3 separate regions of the Mus musculus genome follow, and regions 1 and 3 are each linked to region 2. A link is a loop called in an ENCODE intact Hi-C map of the cell type or tissue named here. Cell type or tissue: heart. All regions are shown on one strand. Region 1 overlaps Peak1 (pseudopodium-enriched atypical kinase 1). Region 2 has its middle 27 kb from the start of Gm31529. Region 3 overlaps Pstpip1 (proline-serine-threonine phosphatase-interacting protein 1).

What was found. A loop is a pair of places that touch in the nucleus more often than their neighbours do. Peaks named below come from ENCODE experiments on the same cell type or tissue, not always from the same donor. Only the 100,000 strongest peaks of a DNase experiment are listed, where the experiment ranks them.
Region 1: it touches region 2 in a loop (6-fold over the local background); 17 of 42 quality-filtered maps call a loop at or near these places.
Region 3: it touches region 2 in a loop (5-fold over the local background); 11 of 42 quality-filtered maps call a loop at or near these places.

What each region holds. Positions count from the first base shown.
Region 1 is chr9:56,258,808-56,261,307 of GRCm38, forward strand. Peak1 (pseudopodium-enriched atypical kinase 1) reads right to left here. Exons shown (of 7, transcript NM_172924.3): 4 at 1-1,955. The coding sequence starts at 1,835. All of the region lies in intron 4 of Peak1os (a long non-coding RNA gene), which reads left to right. Among named protein-coding and RNA genes, the nearest start is that of Peak1os, 19 kb to the left of the region's middle. In heart, no CTCF peak of the experiment used is centred here; a DNase peak (open chromatin) is centred at 1,524; H3K27ac peaks cover 1,014 bases.
Region 2 is chr9:56,551,555-56,554,054 of GRCm38, forward strand. No RefSeq gene overlaps it. Among named protein-coding and RNA genes, the nearest start is that of Gm31529, 27 kb to the right of the region's middle. In heart, no CTCF peak of the experiment used is centred here; DNase peaks (open chromatin) are centred at 267, 967 and 1,407; H3K27ac peaks cover 1,792 bases.
Region 3 is chr9:56,120,032-56,122,531 of GRCm38, forward strand. Pstpip1 (proline-serine-threonine phosphatase-interacting protein 1) reads left to right here. Exons shown (of 15, transcript NM_011193.3): 4 at 270-304; 5 at 516-622. Among named protein-coding and RNA genes, the nearest start is that of Pstpip1, 31 kb to the left of the region's middle. In heart, a CTCF peak has its summit at 1,266 (motif pointing left); a DNase peak (open chromatin) is centred at 1,226; H3K27ac peaks cover 289 bases.

The DNA of each region.
Region 1 (2,500 bases), 290 kb before region 2:
GATGGCTCATCATGGATGATAATGGGAAAAGGTGGCATCCCGGCATTGTTGTAACTATTAAATTTTATTTCAGACAAATTAGGTGACTTAACAGGGATGGTTTTAGAGGAGATGTTTGTAGCCGTGGGTGAAGTGGGCGCCGACTTATGGCAGTTTTTCCTTGGAGGGACATTTGGCCCAGGTCCCCCAGTACTTAATTCTATTTTAGGGATCTTTTGTCGTGGACTGGTGCTGGACGTCCACACTTCCTGGTATCGGATTGCACTGGATTTTTTGAGATGGGCATTTATTTGTCCTGGTGTCAATGCAGGTGATGTAACTGGAGAGTTTGGAGTAGAAGATGAACCTTTTATCTTGGGTCGCCCCAGGTGCTCGCTGGCCATGGCTGCCGACACATCCACAACGGTATATGGCTTACACAGCGGCTGTTCCAGATTTACCACACGGTAGGGCTTTGTCTGTTCTTCTACTGGGACGAGGCTTATGGTGACTGCCTGGCCAGCGATATCTGTAGAAGCTTTGCTCTCTGGCTTCTCAGTATGTACTGCAATCTTGCCATCCTTCTCCTGTAAACGGAGAGCAAGGACAGCTTTGTGCGTCTCTGGAACTTTCACCGAGCTTTTGGAAGTCAGTGATTCGTCCTTCTCCTCATTGTTACCAGGAGGACTTTCAAAATTAGACTCAGTTTCTGCTATGTCCTTAGAATTTCCTGGGTTACCAGGAGATATCCCCCCATTACAGACCTTCTGGGATAAACTGCTGGCTGTTTCAGAGCGTGACTCTTCTGTGAAGGAGGAGCCTGGTGATGTGCAGTCAGATGATATTGTGCTCTGAACGCTTCCTTGACCATAGGAGACCCCAGAATTTTCCTCATAACCATTCAGGATTTCATCATAGCTGTCGTCATAGTCCACAGCACAGATTCTCTGCAGAGACTTATTCCGTAAGGGGATAGTATTCCACTTTTTGCTCACAAAGAATCGAACAGGAGACAGGGTGTTTGCCCTGAAGTTAGCAAAGCGAGGCTGCCCTCTCATGCGAATCTCCATGGCCAACAGCTCTTCATCGCTCTCATCCCAGCTCTCATGCTCCTCCTCCATGTTACTGAAAAGCACATCTTCCTCACTCTCCTCACCACTGGAGAACTCAGGGTAGCAGAACCTGCCCCCTTCGTTACTGATGACCTCGGCGCTCCCGCTCAGGATGACGTGTTTGCCCTGAGAGTCCTTCATGCTCCCGGTCATGCAACTGGGTGGGATCTTTCTTTCCAACGATCGTTTGTAGCAATCATTTATTCTTCCCAAGAATGTTTCTCTGGCGTTTGTTTCATTTCCTCTGACCGGAGGGGTGGCTTCCAGGCCCGCTATCTCCTTTAGCACTTCAGTTAGCCCGTTGTTGTTATTGGATATCTTCTGTGCACTGTCATTATTGGCACACTGCTGAGGATCACTGCCAAAGCCTTCAGCATCACCTTCAGAATTGTTGTTAAGTGGTTTCTGGCTCAGGGACGTCTTGTTTTGGTTCCACCCCAGGATGACAGGCTTGTTCTCACAGTGTTCCTGGATGCTTAGCTCGCCACACACGCTTTGCCCATCTGCCACCATCATAGTGGGCTTCACAGCGATGGTGGGCTTTTTAGCCACAGGGGGCCGGAAGTTGCCCGTGCTCCTGACTCGGTGGTTGTTACTGTGATTGGCATTAGTTTTCCCACTGCCGTGGGTGATGGGCGTCTTCTCAGAGTCTGGAGGAAGCTGGTGCAAGCTTTTAGGTTTAAAGCAATTCTTGCATTCGCCAGGTTTCCAAACGTGTTCAGTAAAGGTGTTACAAGCAGACATTTTTAAAAATAGAACTTCGCAGACAATGCTTTTCCTTCAGTGCATAGCAAGACTTGCATTTGCATCTGTGAGTTTTCACCTCCTTATGTTGTCATAGCAGCTCCTCTAAGTACGATCAATCTGTGGGGAGGAAAAAGAAAAAAACCCTGAATGCGAAAGGTATATGAGATTTACCACTACGAATGATACGGAAAAGAACTAGCTTTAACGTCTAAATTTTTTTCTTCAAAGGATTGAGAAAAAAAAAAAACAATGGGGGGAGGGGAACAACTTTTCTATAGTTAACCGGCATCTTGGAAACTTACTCATATTGGTATCTATGTAATTTCCAGCTTGATGTGTCTATGGAAATAACTGTGTGATCTCCTATCCTGGGAAGGCCTGTATGTGTATGTGTGTGCTCGAGTGCACATGTGTGAGCTGGTCGAGCACAAGTGTGTGGTATGGAGTAAGGGGTGGGAGTGCTGGGAGGGAACCCGGTGCCTCAGATACACTGAGCTCCACTCTCCACCCCCGGGTTTGCCTTTGATACTGATCTGTGAGTGTCAGTCAATCTCTGCTTGACATATCTCAGTTCCTATGCATTCTTCCATTCACCCTTAACATATTAGCTGCTTAGCAGACTCTTTGGATCCAGTGCGCTAAAAATCAATCCCTCGTTTCTC
Region 2 (2,500 bases):
TAACCCTCCTTTACCACACCAACCGCCCCCCACAACACACACACCCTACGCGTGTCCCACCCTCTTCCTGGGTTCCTGGCTGTGTGCTCCCCCTTTCACCCCCAAGCCTGCCGGGCTTGGATCTGCTGCCCTCCTCAGCATCTGGTTCCTCCTCAGGATGTAATGCTGTTGCCCCTAGCAACCGAGTTTCAGCCTGATCCTCTTCCCTCCTCCCTCTTTCTGGACCTCTGCTTTCTTCCTCCCTTCCCCCAACCTCAGAGCCAGTGCCCAGACCCAGAACTCTCCCAGAAGATCATGTGCCAGCTTAGTGACCAGCGAAGCTCTCTGATCTTCCCAGTTTGCTAAGCAACTGATGACCACGGTCAGTACTCTACCTGCCTGGCTGACTTGGAACTAAGGTAGCTGAAGACTAGTGCTGGAGGCACGAGGGGTGTCCTAGACTTGCAAGTGGGGCTCTCTGCACACCCAGGCACAGAGTCAGCAACTAGAGAGAAGGCGGTTGACTCCAGAGATAAGAGAGTTCCCCGGCCAGGAGGTATGCAAGAAGAGGCTATCTAATGAGGATGGTGCTGGTATGGCTCAGGGCATTAAGACAGGCAGCCCTCACATGCCTGGCTGTCCCTTTCAGCCATAGTTTTTTGTTTTGGGTTTTTTTTTCTCTTCCTGTCTCCACAGTCCCTTCTTTCTCTACTCTCTCGCCTCCCAGATGAGTCGCAGAGAGGACAGCTTAGGGAGAGGCTCTTGGAGAAAATGACATCATCAACTTCAGGGTAAGCCCAAGGCTGGGAGCAGGGAGACATAGCAGGACATAGCAAGACAGTGGCCACCAGACCCAGCACTTTCCTGCCTCGCTCCTTTCTTTTCCAGACACCCATAGCTACCCTGCTGCCCTGCCCTACTCTCTCCCACTCGGGCCTCCTGAATGGCCTGTGGTGTCCAATCTGCCTGTACCCCTCTCAGCCTCCTCATACTCTTGCCCGGGTCCCTGCACTGCTTCTCCCTCTCCTGCGGGATGCACTGCCCTGCCTTTCACCAGGATTCATCTGAGAGGTGCCTCCTCCAGGAAGCCTCCCTTGACTGTCCAGGTTGCTTGGGGTATGCCTCTGCTGACCTTCTGTCCTAAGCTGTTTGTCAGCTTTCTCATCCTGCCCAGTGGTTACTGTTTGGTTACAAGTTTCTCCTGATGGCCCCCGGAAGGTCTTCTTCAGGCCAGGAATTTTGTGTCCATGTTTATTAACAAATACTAAACAAGACTAGTATAACAACACCCTTCCTCTCTCTGGGTCTGTTTCCCCATCTGGAATGTGAGGGAGACAGGCCAGGGCAGGCTCCTATTGAATAGCCAAAACCAAGCTGTTAGCAGGGTCAGAGACCATCTGACTCAGCTTCCTGTCCAAGTCACAGGACTGAGCAATGGGACCTTGAGCAGTGAGTGACAAACACAGGAGCTATGGGGTCTGGTACAGACTGAGCCAGTCCAGCCCTCGCTCTGGGGTCCCTGGGGCTCTGCTGCCCTCCAGTGGCTGGAGGCCCCTGGGCACTTAGAAGCCTTGGTTTCTGACTATCCCACATACATCTAAAGTATCATAGGGCATATGGTGGGGCAGGGGCATGTCGTTGTCACCCAGAAAGTTAGGAGCAGTTACCAAAGCAGACCTTGGGGATCCCACACCCCAGCACTTCCAGACTCTGAATGGGGCATCGTTGTTTGTCAAGAGTCAAGCCTTGGTGTGGGGGTGGGGGGTCTCCGCACCTGTCACCTCAACTTTGTCATATGGTAGCCTTTCTCTGACAGCCATCGTTCTCAGCACAGACTTCGCTGACCCTTTGTCTAGTGCTCTTCGGCTCCTGCTCAGGGTCCTTCCAGCTTCAGTAAACAGTGTTGGGGGGTTGAAGGGTGCCTTAGTCCCCTCCCTCCTTAATTAATAAAATACTTAAAATAATGGCAGCCGTCATGATTGATGGACAGGGCCTAGCTAATTACCCTGGAGATTAAAATGACTGTTTCTGTTTAAAAAGGCTGCAAATGAGTTAATTATTTCCTTTGCTCACCTCTCTAACCTTGTTACACTTCTAAATGAATAGCAATATTGATCTTGGAACTGATTTTGGTGTTCCACCGCCCGAGCGGGTTTAATTAGGGTTTGAGCACACTGCAGCGCCTCCTCCTTCTGACCGGGGAAATTAGCCTTGGGTTTTACTTACATTTCATAGCCGTGTCCTCCACACAAACAGAAGGGCTGCAACATGGCAGTCGACGCCTGCCAGCTCGCCGGCTTGGCGCTGCCCTGGCTCTCAGTTCTGCTCTGTCCAGAGAGGCCAGCGCTGACCCTTGCCTGTGATCTCTTGCAACGTTCTGCAGGAAGGCCCTTGGGAGTGGCTCATTTTTGTCTCCTCTGTCACACCTGCAGGCCTGCAGGCTTGGATGTGACAGGGAAGGGTCCAGTATGGCTTGGTGAGGTGGGGGCAGGTCTGAGACCTAGAGCTGTCATGGTTACAC
Region 3 (2,500 bases), 430 kb before region 2:
GGGGAGTGAGAAAGTGGGGGACAGAACTGCCGTAGCAAGGAGGCTTTCCCACCACAGCAAGGTTCCACTGCTTTTTAATTTACAAAGAAAACTGTTTTCTAGAATGTCAGTTGGGGGTTACATGAATGATGACCATGGCCAAAGGTCCCTTGCATCCATAGTAGTCAATATGGCTTAGGGCCCTCCCTCCAAAATAAAACACCATGGGTCAGGCAGGACGCCAGGCTCCTGCAGCATGCTGTCTACTGACCTAGACTTCTGTTTTGCAGTTCCCTGAGGACCTCCTTTGACTCCCTGAAGCAGCGTAAGTTCCAACCATCCCCACATGGGCAGCAGGGCCATTAGGGTCTCCTGGAAGACCCTTAGCCCTTGTATGGGGTGACTAAGTTAGGAGCTATGTGCTTGGGCTGTGGTCCAGCTCTGTGCCAGGCTGAAAGGCTGATGGAAGATGTGAGGGTGGGAGGTAGGGTGAGGGAGACAGACTGGTCCAAGCAGAGGCCACGCTGTCACCCTAGAAACAGAGAATGTGGGCAGTGCACACATCCAGCTGGCCCTGGCCCTGCGTGAGGAGCTGCGGAGCCTGGAGGAGTTCCGAGAGAGACAGAAAGAGCAGCGGAAGAAGGTGAGGGGGTGGGGAGGGCGAAGGAGGGGAGGTGGGGGACCCCCCCAGAGGCCACCCACTCACTGTTCTGGGGGCCAGTTGGGAAGCATGGCTTGATGAAGGGGGGAGAGTGTGTGTATGTTCTAGCTTGCTTTCCTGTTGCTGTGATAAACCCCTGACTTGGGAAGAAAGGTTTATCTTCTCAGGTCACACTCCATCACTGAGTGAAGTTAGGGCAGGAACCTAGAGGCAGGAACTGGAGCAGAACCGAGAGAAGGAATGTTTCCTGGCTTTGCTCCCAGCTCATGTTCAGCCCCGGTTTTCTCACATAGCCCAGGTCTACCACAGAGCTGCCAGGAGCCAGGAAGAGAAAGGGTGTGGAGCTTTTAGACGATCCTCCTTCATACTGTGTGATTAAGTATCCAACCTGAGTTGAGTGGCCCCTGGAAGCTGGCTCTGAACACAAGGATTAGGGCTGCTGGTTCTGGAGACAGGCAGACTTGGGGCCCGTAGTCTGCATGGCTGCTCAACAAGGAGCGGGGAGACAGTTCCGAGGGAAAGCGCAGGCATCAGACTTGCCTCAGCATCTGAAGCTCTGCTCAGCAATACACAGAGCATGGCTGGCCACACGTGGAGTGGCTACATAGCCAGGAAGTGAGCTCCTCCTAGTGGGCTGGTGGTGTGTAAACACAGGCTGGGGGATGCTCTGCAGGGAGGCTGACAAAGCTGGAGGTAGGCAAGTCCTCTCCCAGACCTGCGACGGATGGATGGGCTGAGCACTTAGCCCACCTGGAGAGCAAGAGGTTACTTCACAGCAGGGGCCAGGAAAGTCCCTTCCCCTTCCTGTGCCTGCTTCTCTCTTGTATGAGATCCCTCTTGTTCACATCCCTTGCTTTGGGAACTTGGCCCTTCACAAACAGGGCTATAAGGCAGTAACTTAGCTCGTTGTATAGCTATGCACCCTTGCTACCCATCCGGACAGCTCAGGCTTACAGGAATCTAAGTTGCCTTCCTGAACAGATGAGCCCCCAAAGCTATCCCCCAAAACTACCTGGACTTGGTGTTCGAACAGGTGACCCCTCTGCTCCGAGGCCTGCTACAGAGCATGTGGAAAACCTACAGGTGTCAGGGGACATGGGCTAGACTCTGAGCTTTGTGATCCGAACAGCTCCTCCCCCAAACACCCAGACTCTGCCATCAGAGCCTGAGTCTGTACACTGTCCACGAGGAGAGGGACACATGGTGTCCTCGGCTACCCAGATGCACAAGCAGGTCTCTGACTGTGCTGTTGCCTCTAATCAGGTGGCTTGCCAGAGCCTCCCCCAGGACCCCCGGGCACAAACTGGCTCCAATCCTAAAGCCAGAGGCATTTACCCCCATTCTCCTGACTGTAAGCCTCGGCCCTGGCCGTTCCCCTCCATCCATCTAACAGGGAGCCGGGGGTGGGGGCGGTAAAGGTTGTGCTGTGCCTGTGGTGTGGCTACATGCATGCGTGATGTCTGGCCTGCGGTCACTAACGGGTGAACACTGGAGTGTGGTGTATGTACTAGTGGCCTGTGGGTATGCAATATGAGCAGTTAGGCGATGGGGCTGAGTATGGACTAGGTGTGCACGTATATGCCAGTGCACACTCAGTGTGGCTTGTGAATGAAAGACTCAGGACTCATGTGATGTGTATATGTGGAGGTGGGGAGTCTCTGGCTGGAGAGCAAGTCAAACTGAGTCCCACAGTAAGGAAACGCTAGACATAGCCACTGCCCAAGCTTCTCTTTGTTGTTCTGTCCTGAGTATTGCAGTTTTGTTTGTTTGTTTGTTTGTTTAAGGTCTCACTATATAGCCTTGGCTGACATGGAGCAGGCTATGTGGACCAGGCTGGCCTCACACTCATAGACATCCTCC